Regions from separate parts of the Homo sapiens genome. Here regions 2 and 3 are each linked to region 1. A link is a contact called in ENCODE Hi-C or POLR2A ChIA-PET data. All regions are on one chromosome and are shown on one strand. The core of a region is the stretch at or near the end of the contact, and the rest is flanking DNA. Distances in the headings are between cores, read along the strand shown.

Evidence for each region. A loop is a pair of places that touch in the nucleus more often than their neighbours do. ChIA-PET counts read pairs that join two places held with the same protein, here RNA polymerase II (POLR2A). Pooled maps may share reads with other maps.
Region 2: a map of CD4-positive, alpha-beta T cell shows a loop between it and region 1 (4-fold over the local background). The contact joins the promoter of LINC00910 here to the promoter of NBR2 in region 1. A Hi-C loop is called at or near these places in 1 of 168 maps with a recorded cell type or tissue (CD4-positive, alpha-beta T cell), 2 of 37 single-sample maps with no recorded cell type and 11 of 50 pooled maps. POLR2A ChIA-PET finds 5 or more read pairs at or near these places in 2 of 52 experiments (Panc1 and activated naive CD4-positive, alpha-beta T cell).
Region 3: a pooled map shows a loop between it and region 1 (4-fold over the local background). The contact joins the enhancer-like site here to the promoter of NBR2 in region 1. A Hi-C loop is called at or near these places in 2 of 50 pooled maps. POLR2A ChIA-PET finds 5 or more read pairs at or near these places in 3 of 52 experiments (CD4-positive, alpha-beta T cell, H1 and HEK293).

What each region holds. Positions count from the first base shown.
Region 1 is chr17:43,124,307-43,128,567 of GRCh38, forward strand. It overlaps NBR2 (neighbor of BRCA1 lncRNA 2), which reads left to right and starts at 1,251. Exons shown (of 8, transcript NR_138145.1): 1 at 1,251-1,464. It overlaps BRCA1 (BRCA1 DNA repair associated), which reads right to left and starts at 1,058. Exons shown (of 23, transcript NM_007294.4): 1 at 965-1,058. RefSeq lists silencers at 354-389, 2,413-2,430, promoters at 1,043-2,799, 1,043-1,309, cis regulatory regions at 1,110-1,132, 1,294-1,302, 1,979-2,008, 2,359-2,388 and enhancers at 1,110-1,132, 1,239-1,368, 1,265-1,289, 1,419-1,508, 2,437-3,250.
Region 2 is chr17:43,387,491-43,391,551 of GRCh38, forward strand. It overlaps LINC00910 (long intergenic non-protein coding RNA 910), which reads right to left and starts at 1,408. Exons shown (of 6, transcript NR_027412.1): 1 at 799-1,408. RefSeq lists enhancers at 1-490, 781-1,534, 988-1,217, 1,535-2,288 and a silencer at 1,131-1,425.
Region 3 is chr17:42,703,232-42,706,145 of GRCh38, forward strand. EZH1 (enhancer of zeste 1 polycomb repressive complex 2 subunit) reads right to left here. Exons shown (of 21, transcript NM_001991.5): 16 at 2,776-2,914; 17 at 1,857-1,952; 18 at 1,371-1,452; 19 at 509-589. Among named protein-coding and RNA genes, the nearest start is that of MIR6780A, 3.5 kb to the right of the region's middle. RefSeq lists an enhancer at 1,619-2,259. Within about 2 kb of position 1,665, at least 2 of the 41 ENCODE cell types and tissues checked have a DNase peak (open chromatin) inside an H3K27ac peak, as active enhancers do.

The DNA.
Region 1 (4,261 bases), core at 1-2,500:
TAAATTCTGAATTTTTTCACATATTGCTGCCAACCCCTTGGGTCTTTTCCTTTCTCCAAGAAAGAGAAAGCTACAGAGGAGTGACTGACCGGGTAGGTGGTGGTAGCCTTAGCTTTCTCCAATGTTTCTGGTTGTTTTCTTTTTCTTGCATAAAACCAAAATCAACAACGACCAAACCAACACCAATCAAGGCCTCCCCGCCCCTAACCTTTCCCAGTGACCTGCTCTCATCTCTGGATCCTCCTCAAGCACATCCCTGCCGGCAGCATCTGTTACTACTGACGCTCCTCTACTTCCCTCTTGCGCTTTCTCAATGGCGCAAATGGATCCAGTTCTTAAGTTCTCCCTCCCACAAAATCCTGTCTCCTCCCCTTCCCAGACATATTCCTGGCACCTCTTCTTCCACAAGGTCCCATCCTCTCATACATACCAGCCGGTGTTTTTTGTTTTGTTTTGTTTTGTTTTGTTTTGAGACAGTCTCGCTCTGTCGCCCAGGCTGGAGTGCAATGGCGCGATCTCGGCTCACTGCAACCTCCGCCTCCCGGGTTCTAGCGATTCTCCTGCCTCAGCCTCCTGAGTAGCTGGAGCGGCACCACGCCCGGCTAATTTTTGTATTTTTAGTAGAGACGGAGTTTCACCACGTTGGTCAGGCTGGTCTGGAACTCCTGACCTCATGACCAGCCGACGTTTTTAAAGACATAGTGTCCCCCTCAAGGCATATTCCAGTTCCTATCACGAGGATTCCCCCACGGACACTCAGTGCCCCCTTCCTGATCCTCAGCGCTTCCCTCGCGACCTACAAACTGCCCCCCTCCCCAGGGTTCACAACGCCTTACGCCTCTCAGGTTCCGCCCCTACCCCCCGTCAAAGAATACCCATCTGTCAGCTTCGGAAATCCACTCTCCCACGCCAGTACCCCAGAGCATCACTTGGGCCCCCTGTCCCTTTCCCGGGACTCTACTACCTTTACCCAGAGCAGAGGGTGAAGGCCTCCTGAGCGCAGGGGCCCAGTTATCTGAGAAACCCCACAGCCTGTCCCCCGTCCAGGAAGTCTCAGCGAGCTCACGCCGCGCAGTCGCAGTTTTAATTTATCTGTAATTCCCGCGCTTTTCCGTTGCCACGGAAACCAAGGGGCTACCGCTAAGCAGCAGCCTCTCAGAATACGAAATCAAGGTACAATCAGAGGATGGGAGGGACAGAAAGAGCCAAGCGTCTCTCGGGGCTCTGGATTGGCCACCCAGTCTGCCCCCGGATGACGTAAAAGGAAAGAGACGGAAGAGGAAGAATTCTACCTGAGTTTGCCATAAAGTGCCTGCCCTCTAGCCTCTACTCTTCCAGTTGCGGCTTATTGCATCACAGTAATTGCTGTACGAAGGTCAGAATCGCTACCTATTGTCCAAAGCAGTCGTAAGAAGAGGTCCCAATCCCCCACTCTTTCCGCCCTAATGGAGGTCTCCAGTTTCGGTAAATATAAGTAATAAGGATTGTTGGGGGGGTGGAGGGAAATAATTATTTCCAGCATGCGTTGCGGAATGAAAGGTCTTCGCCACAGTGTTCCTTAGAAACTGTAGTCTTATGGAGAGGAACATCCAATACCAGAGCGGGCACAATTCTCACGGAAATCCAGTGGATAGATTGGAGACCTGTGCGCGCTTGTACTTGTCAACAGTTATGGACTGGAGTGTTATGTTTTCGTATTTTGAAAGCAGAAACTAGGCCTTAAAAAGATACGTACAACTCTTTAGGGAGACTACAATTCCCATCCAGCCCCAGGAGTCTGGGGCAAGTAGTCTTGTAAGGTCAGTGGCCTGCGGGGACGCAGTGAGCGCCGAATTTGCCTGGGGCAGGGGAAATGCGCTCTGGCCCATGTCTGCGCACTCGTAGTTCCACCCCTCAGCCCCAGTGTTTGTTATTTTTCGGGTTCAGCTTGCTTTTGCCCCGTCTCCGTCGACGCAATCGCCACCAGTCAATGGGGTGGTCGTTTTGAGGGACAAGTGGTAAGAGCCAATCTTCTTGGCGAAAACGCGGAGAAACGGGACTAGTTACTGTCTTTGTCCGCCATGTTAGATTCACCCCACAGAGATAGCGGCAGAGCTGGCAGCGGACGGTCTTTGCATTGCCGCCTCCCCAGGGGGCGGGAAGCTGGTAAGGAAGCAGCCTGGGTTAGCTAGGGGTGGGGTCACGTCACACTAAGAGGGTTTGGAGAAGTTCAAGGGAGGAATCCTGCAAAGAAGAGGGGCGACTTTTTCCGTGTCTCCGGACAGCTAATCGTTTTAGTGACAGGATGAGAGAGCCCTTCGTGTTCTGAGGGACCGAGTGGGCGAAAAGCGCCGGAGAGTTGGAGAGTCTGTGGTTCAGAATGCGAGGTGACAACGTGCTAGCAGCCCTCGCTCGCTCTCGGCGCCTCCTCGGCCTTGGCGTCCATTCTGGCCGTGCTGGAGGAGCCCTTCAGCCCGCCACTGCGCTGTGGGGGCCCCTCTCTGGGCTGGCCGAAGCCAGAGCCGGCTCCCTCTGCTTGCGGGGAAGTGTGGAGGGAGAGGCGGGTGTGGGAACTGGGGCTGCGCGCAGCGCTCGCCAGCCAGCGCGAGTTCCAGGTGGGCGCGGGCTCAGCGGGCCCCGCACCCCCGGCCCCGGGCAGTCAGGGGCCTAGCACCCGGGCCAGCAGCTGCAGAGGGTGCGCCGGGTCCCCCAGCACTGCCGGCCCGCCTGCACCCCGCTTGAATTCTCACCGGGCCCCAGCCGCCCTGCACAGGGCAAGGCTCAGGACCTGCAGCCCGCCATGCCCGAGCCCCCTCCCAACCCCTGTGAGCTCCAGCGTGGCCTGAGCCTCCCCGACGGGCACCGCCCCCTGCTCCTCAGCGCCCGGTCCCATCGACTGCCCAAGGGCTGAGAGGAGTGCAGGCGCCCGGCACAGCCCTGCGCAGGATCCACTAGGTGAAGCCAGCTGGGCTCCTGAGTCAGATGGGGACTTGGAAAACTTTTATGTCTAGCCTGAGGATTTTATATGCACCAGTCAGCACTCTGTGTCTAGCTTGGGGTTTGGGGATGCACCAATCAGCACTCTGTATCTAGCTAATCTGGTGGGCACTTGGAGAACTTCTGTGTCTAGCTAAAGGATTGTAAATGCACCAATCAGTGCTCTGTGTCTAGCTCAAGGTTTGCAAATGCACCAATCAGCACTCTGTGTCTAGCTAAAGGTTTGTAAACGCACCAATCAGTGCTCTGTGTCTAGCAAATGTAGTGGGGACTTGGAGAATTTTTATGTCTAGCTAGAGGATTGTAAATGCACCAATCAGCACTCTGTGTATATCTAGCTCAGGGATTGTAAATGCACCAATCAGCACCCTGTCAAAACGGACCAATTAGCTCTCTGTAAAATGGACCAATCAACAGGATGTGGGTGGGGTCAGATAAGGGAATAAAAGCAGGCTGCCCCGCTGGGTGCCAGTGGCTCACACCTGTAATCCCAGCAATTTGGGAGGCCTAGAGGGGTGGATCACGAGGTCAAGAGATCGAGACCATCCTGGCTAACACAGTGAAACCCCGACTCTACTAAAAAGACAAAATATTAGCTGGGTGCGGTGGTGGGTGCCTGTAATCCCCTCTACTGGGGAGGTTGAGGCAGGAGAATGGCGTGAACCCGGGAGGCGGAGCTTGCAGTGAGCCCAGATTGCACCACTGCATTCCAGCCTGGGTGACAGAGGGAGACTCCATCTCAAAAAAAAAAAAAAAAAAAAAAAAAAATGCAGGCTGCCTGAGCCAGCAGCAGCAACCCGCTCTGGTCTCCTTCCACGCTGTGGAAGCTTTGTTCTTGTGCTCTTTGCAATAAATCTTGCTGCTGCTCACTCTTTGGGTCCGCATAGCATTTATCTGCTGGTAACACCGACCGCAGAGGTCTGCAGCTTCACTCCTGAAGCCAGCGAGACCACGAACCCACCAGGAGGAATGAACAACTCCAGACGGGAGGAACGAACAAACTCCAGACATGCCGCCTTAAGAGCTGTAACACTCACCGCAAAGGTCTGCAGCTTCACTCCTGAAGCCAGCGAGACCACGAATCCACCAGAAGGAGGTAACTCTGAACACGTCCGAACATCAGAAGGAACAAACTCTGGACACATCATCTTTAAGAACTGTACCACTCACCGTGAGGGTCCGCAACTTCATTCTTGAAGTCAGTGAGACCAAGAACCCACCAATTTCGGACACAAGAACATCCGGCTTCTACTGATGGAAGGCCACGACTCCTCAGTAGAAAGAG
Region 2 (4,061 bases), core at 158-2,657, 260 kb after region 1:
GCTCCTTGCCTCATTCACTTTGTCTTGTCCACACCAATATTGACGCCATTACACACTCGGGCTGATTTCTTATTCTCCACGTTTTAAAAGAAAAATCTGCCGGGCGCAGTGGCTCACGCCAGTAATCCTAACACTTTGGGAGGCCGAGGCGGGTGGATCACAAGGTCAGGAGATCAAGACCATTCTGGCAAACACGGAGAAATCCCGTCTCGACTCAGGAGCTCGAGACCAGCCTGGGGAACACGGTGAAACCCCATCTCTACTAAAAATACAAAAAAATTAGCCGGGCGTGCCGGGCGCGGTGACTCACGCCTGTAATCCCAGCACTTTAGGAGGCCGAGGCAGGTGGATCACGAGGTCAGGAGATCGAGACCATTCTGGATAACACGGAGAAACCCCGTCTCTATTAAAAATACAAAAATTAGCCGGGCGTGGTGGCACGTGCCTGTAGTCCCAGCTACTTGGGAGGCTGATGCAGGAGAATCTCTTGAACCTGGGAGTCCGAGGTTGCAGTGAGCCAAGATTGCGCTACTACACTCCAGCCTGGGCGACAGAGTGAGACTCCATCTAAAAAAAAAACAAAAACAAAAAAACAAAAATTAGTCAGGCGTGGTGTCGCGCGCCTGTAATCCCAGCTACTAGGGAGGCTGGGCAGTAGAATCACTTGAACCCGGGAGGCGGAGGTTGCAGTGAACCGAGATCGCGCCACTGCACTCCAGCTTGGGCGACAGAGCGAGACTCTGTCTCAAAACAACAACAAAACAACAACAACAACACAAAAACCAAGAGAAATCTTACACCAGTTCTAGTTCCGGGGTTTCCGGGCTTTCATTTCGAATTTGCATGCCCTGCCCTTTCCCAGGAGGCGTGGCCACCGCGGTTGACTCCACCCCCGGGCCCGCCTCCAGCTAAGGAGCCGCGGCTGGGCTAGGGGCGACTTCCTTGTTTGTATGAGCGAAAAGACTGAACCAAAAGAGACAGGGGGTGAAAACAAGATAGGTCTGTGGAAGAGACCTGTAGGCGGAGAGCGGTCCCTGTTTTCCTGGAGAAAGACGAGTCGCAAGATATCATCACCAGGGGAAACCAGGCTGAGCTGGATCTTTACGTCGTCACCAGTGGGCGGGGAGACCAGCCTTGTACCCACTGGACAGCGGGCCCATTCCGAGTCAGGGAAGCAGAAGGCCTGGAGGAGCTTCGGGGAGCAGGGGCTGGAGTTCCTCTGCCAGGCAGGAGGCTGACACCAGACACCGGGCAGAGGGAGGCGGCGCATGGACGGCGAGGGCCCAGCAAGGATTCTCCCCAGCCCCTGTGCCTGCGTCTCCTGCGGCTTCTGTGCGCGGACCGTGTCCTGTGCTGTGTAGGGAAAGCTGCTTCTCTGCTTGGGACGTGGATTCCTTTACCCTCCTCCTCGCCTGACTACTTCTGACGCGGGTCGTCAGGACTCCGCTTGGGTGTCACCCGTCCAGGAAGCCTCCCTTAATTAAGGGCCCTCGGCACCCACCCCATATGTGATTAGCAGCCCTCCTGTGTATTTCATCGCACCTCGTTGTTTATATCAACTACTCCACTCACCACCCTTCTGGGCAGTCCTTTATCTCCCCCTCTGAAATCCGATCGCTGAGGGCTGGGACCCTCATCAGTACTTATCCCCGTTTCTCTGCGCTAGTCTAATTAGTGCCTGGCAAGTTGAAGGCGCTCAGTAAACGTTTGTGGAGCGAAGAAACGACGGATAGGGCGTAATGAGCACGACACACGCAATCAGAGAGGACGCAGTTAGGAGGCTATTGGCCCGGGGCAGGCGTGAAGGGGGAAGATCGGGCTCGGGGTGGGAGGACACCAGAGGGCGGGGTGACTGTCGGGGTGCTCTGGAGGAAGATGGGCGTCAAGGCCCCCAGCAAGGTTGGGATAAATTTTCTCTCTGAGGCACAGACTGCCGCCTGTAGCGTCAGCATTTACCATTCCCGTCCTCCTTCCTAACACAACAGTTGAGATGAGAGTTTATGGCTCTTTTATTTGATTTCAGAAAAGCAAGAAGGTATCATAGATCCGATAGTGACACTCAGTCAGTCATGCTCCCCCTGCAGGATGGAAAGCCGGATGGCAGGGATTGCCTGGTGAACAACCAGGTCAAAAAATATAAACTGTGCCTTTCCCAATGCCAGCCTCGGGTCCGAGGGCTCTACGTGCATTATCTCTTTTAGTTCACTCGACAGCCCTAAGAGATGGGCGTTATTATTAGCCACGGCCAGGATTAGGGTGAGGTCATTCCTCTAGGTTCGAATTTCAGGGGGTGATCCTCCAGAACCCTTCAGTAATCAAAATAAATAATAGTTCAATGCAATATATCTTATCTCGATTATAAGATAATCAAGCCATTTATCTGGATTGCTGAGTCTTTTGGTGCCCCCTTATTTTTTTTTTTAACCTCTCAGCAAGTGTTTCCCTCATTTCACTTTACCCCAGTCTCCACCGAGTCATTGTCATCTCCATTCTATTACCCTGTGAAGTGCAATATGGCAGCCACCCACCTCGGCCTCCCAAAGTGCTGAGATTATAGGCGTGAGCCACTGCGCCTGGCCTGTCTGTCTGTCTGTCTATCTATCTATCTATCTATCTATCTATCTGTTCTTTTTTCTGAGACGGAGTCTCGCACTGTCGCCCGGGCTGGAGTGCAGTGGCGCTATCTCAGCTCACTGCAACCTCCGCCTCCCGTGTTTAAGCGACTCTCCTGCGTCAGCCTCCCAAGTAGCTGGGACTACAGGTGCGTGCCACCACACCGGACTGATTTTTTGTATTTTTAGTAGAGACGGGGTTTCACCGTGTTAGCCAGGATGGTCTCCATCTCCTAACCTCGTGATCCGCGTGCCTCGGCCTCCCAAAGTGCTGGGATTACAGGCATGATCCACCGCGCCTGGCCATATCTATCTATATTTTGAGACAAGGTTTCCCTCTGTTGTCCAGGCTGGAGTGCAGTGTTACAATCACGGTTCACTCACCATACACCAAGATAAATGCCAAGTGGGCCAAAGATTTCAAAGTGAAAAAAATGGAACTATAAAAGTATATAAGGGCCAAGGCCAGGCGCGGTGGCTCACGCCTGTAATCCCAGCACTTTGGAAGGCCGAGGAGGGCAGATTACGACGTCAGGAGTCAGAGACCAGCCTGGCCAATGTAGTGAAACCCCATCTCTACTAAAAATAAAATTAGCTGGGTGTGATGGCACGCACTCGTAGTTCCAGCTACTCAGGGGGCTGAGGCGGGAGAATCGCTTGAACTCGGAGGTGGAGGTTGCAGTGAGCCAAGACCATGCCACTGCCCTCCAGCCTGGGTGACAGAGTGCGACTCTGTCTCAAAAAAAAAAAAAAGTATATGAGGGCCAAGCACGGTGGTTCATGCCTGTAATTCCAGCACTTTGGGAGGCCAAGGTGGGCAGATTGCTTGAGCCCAAGAGTTTGAGACCAGCCTGGGCAATATAGCAAGACCTCGTCTCTACAAATAATTTTTAAAAATAAAAATAAAAATTGTAAAAAAAAAGACCAAAAAAAAAAGTATAGAGGACACCAGGGGTGGTGGCTCATGCCTGTAATCCCAACACTTTGGGAGGGCAAGGTGGGAAGATCACTTGAGCCCAGCAATTCAAGACCAGCCTGAACAACACAGGGATACCCTGTCTCTACAAAATACTAATAATAGGCCGGGCATGGTGGCTCATGCCTGTAATCCCAGCACTTTGGGAGGCTGAGGTGGGCGGAGCACCTGAGGTCGGGAGTTCGAGACCAGCCTGACCAACGTGGAGAAACCCCATCTCTACTAAAAATACAAAATTAGCCAAGTGTGGTGGCGCATGCCTGTAATCCCAGCTACTGGGGAGGCCGAGGCAGGAGAATTGCTTGACCCAAGGAGGCGGAGGTTGTGGTGAGGCGAGATGGTGCCATTGCACTCCAGCCTGGGCAACAAGAGCAAAACTGTCTCAAAAAAAAAAAAAAAAAAAATAGGCTGGGCACTGTGGCTCACGCCTGTAATCCCAGCACTTTGGGAAGCCGAGGCCGAGGTGGGCGGAT
Region 3 (2,914 bases), core at 415-2,914, 420 kb before region 1:
TGGCATGATCTTGGCTCATTGCAACCTCTGCCTCCAGGGTTCAAGCGATTCTTGTGCCTCAGCCACCTGAGTAGCTGGGACTACAGGTGCACACCACCACGCCCCCCAGCTGATTTTTGTATTTTTAGTAGAGATGGGGTTTCACCATGTTTGCTAGGCTGGTCTTGAACTCCTGGCCTCAAGTGATCCACCTGCCTCAGCCTCCCAAAGTGCTGGGATTACAGGCGTAAGCCACCACACCCAGCCTATTATTATTTTGTGAGATGGGTCTCACTATGTTGCTCAGGCTGGTTAAATCATGTTTGTGGGAAAGTGTTTATAATGTATTCGCTGAAAAAAGCAGATTAGAAAACTAAGATTGAGAGGGGCCTAAAATGATACCAGATATTAATCATGATTATCTTTGGACAAAAAATAGCTCAGCTAAGGAAAATGTTCAACAACGAATGGAAATCACAGTAAAGAGGCATCCATCCCCCACCCCACCTCCCAGGTTACTGGGACTCACCTTTGGCATAACAGTTGGGATTCACTGAATGATTTGCAAATCGAATTTTGTTTCCTTTCCGAGTAGCATCCACTACAAAATCTGTATAAAGTAAATCAAGGAAAACCATAAGCACAGCAGGCAATTCCACAGCTTCTCAGCTTGAATTTAAAATCAGTTAAATGGTAACAGAAACACTTTAGTCTGATGGGAATGTTGAAGCCCAGTGTGCTAACAGGAGCAGAGGAAAGCATGCAGCCTCAGAATTCAGCCTTGTGTGGGAGCACTCCCTTTGGGTCCCTCTTTGAATTATGGATCTTCTCATCTACTGGGCAGGGAGATTTCTCAGGTAAAGACGCTCAGCACTCCTATTACAAACAGAACCCAGAAATGGAGGTTCTTCCAAAGCAAGGGCACTGTGGCCTGTGGGATCCCCAAGTGTGATCCTGCCCCCTTGCTCTATGCATCTGCTGGAAGATTCGGAGCTGATCTAAACTTGGACTACAGCAAGGGCAATCTGGTAGAAAGATCACCTTGGGGCCAAGTGCGGTGGCTTACTCCTGTAATCCTAGCACTTTGGGAGGCCGAGGCGGGTGGATCACTTGAGGCCAGGAGTTCGATACCAGCCTGGCCAACATGGTGAAACCCAGTCTCTACTAAAAATACAAAAATATTAGCCGGGCATGGTGGCAGGTGCTTGTAGTCCCAGCTACTCGGGAGGCTGAGGCAGGAGAATCACTTGAACCCGGGAGGCAGAGGGTAGAGGCTACAGTGAGCCAAGATCGCACCATTGCACCCTAGCCTGGGCAACAGAGCAAGACTCCGTCTCAAAAAAAGAAAAAAAAAAAAGACCACCTTGGGATGAGACAAAGTGACTTCATACCATTATTGAGGTTGAAGAGGAAGCTGGACATGTATTTGTCATAGACCTTTCCGCGTCGATCAGCCTCATCCTGAGAGATGAGCTAGAGAGATAGACAAATAACAAATAGGAGTATCAGGCTGCCTGCTCAGGGCATGGTACCCTGCCCCCAGAAAGGGCTGGGTGGTATCTCACATGGGTGCTTACTGAGCATCATGATGAGAATCACAAGAGAGCAAGTTCAAGTTATGCTGTTCCAATTCCCACCCAGGCCAACCAGTTTTAAGGCTGAAAAGAGCCCCCCTCATCTCTTGTGTCTGGAGTTGCCAAAGAGTTGAACAGTGGTTTCAGTACTGCAAACGGTTCTGTGGGATCTCCCCAAGAGGCCACGTGAGAACACAGCTGAGTTATTTAGAGATTAATTCAAAGAAGCCTGGCCCACAGAAAATCAGAGTTTCTCATCAGTCTCCCCCGAGTAAGAATGTGGGCCAAAACTATAGCACTCACCTCACCACAGTATTCAGAAATGAATTCGTTCTTCTGCACAGACTCCTTTATGAAGGTGCCCCATCCGGCCACATCAGAGGGGGCCAGCAGCAGGTGCTGGGGAAGAGGGGGCCAAGTCTCAGACTACAGGGTGTGCATGAGTAGGGGGTGTGTGCTGGATGTGCACATGTGTGGTGGGGGTGGGGTGGAAAGAACCAGCAACTGTTAAGAGGATCTGAAAGCAGAAAAAGGTCTAACCCATTCTTTTCTGCTTGGGAGAGAAAAGAAAATGGGAGGTGGTGACGAACGGAAATAGGATATCTCTTCCTTTATCCATGGAGCCCTCCTGGGCCTTAGTCTATAGGAATTCACTGCAATGTGTGAGGTAAACATAGACATCACCAAAGGTGCATACACCTCGCAGCTCCTTTTTGTCTGGCCAGTTCAAGGAACCACTTTTCTTTCTCTTTTTGGAGATGGAATCTCACTCTGTCCCAGGCTGGAGTGCAGTGGTGCGATCTCGGCTTGCTGCAACCTCCACCTCCCAGGTTCAAGCGATTCTCCTACCTCAGCCTTCTGAGTAGCTGGGATTACAGGCATGCACCACCATGCCTGGCTAATTTTTATATTTTTAGTAGAGACAGGGTTTCACCATGTTGCCCAGGCTGGTCTCGAACTCTTGACCTCATGATCCGCTGGCCTCGGCCTCCCAAACTGCTGGGATTACAGGCATGAGCCACCACACCTGGCCAGGAACCATTTTTCTAAGCCCTACTGGGACTGAAGCCTTTATTAATTCAGTAAATATGTGTCTTTTAGGATTTATCAAGCACTTTCACATATAAAGCCTCAAAAGAACCAGTGGAAAGAGAATGCTTGGGACCGTTCCTTCCTTCCCCCTCCATTTTATGTGGTGTGGGGTCCTGAGGAAAGGCCTCACCTTCTTAAGTCCACGCTGGATGCTGCAGTTTTTACAGGAAACCACCTTGCAGTCCCAGTGCTCTGAGGCCCCACAGGTGAGACACAGGTCAGGGTCACATTCTCGCACTGCCAGATAGCAAGGACATTGCTTGGTATTG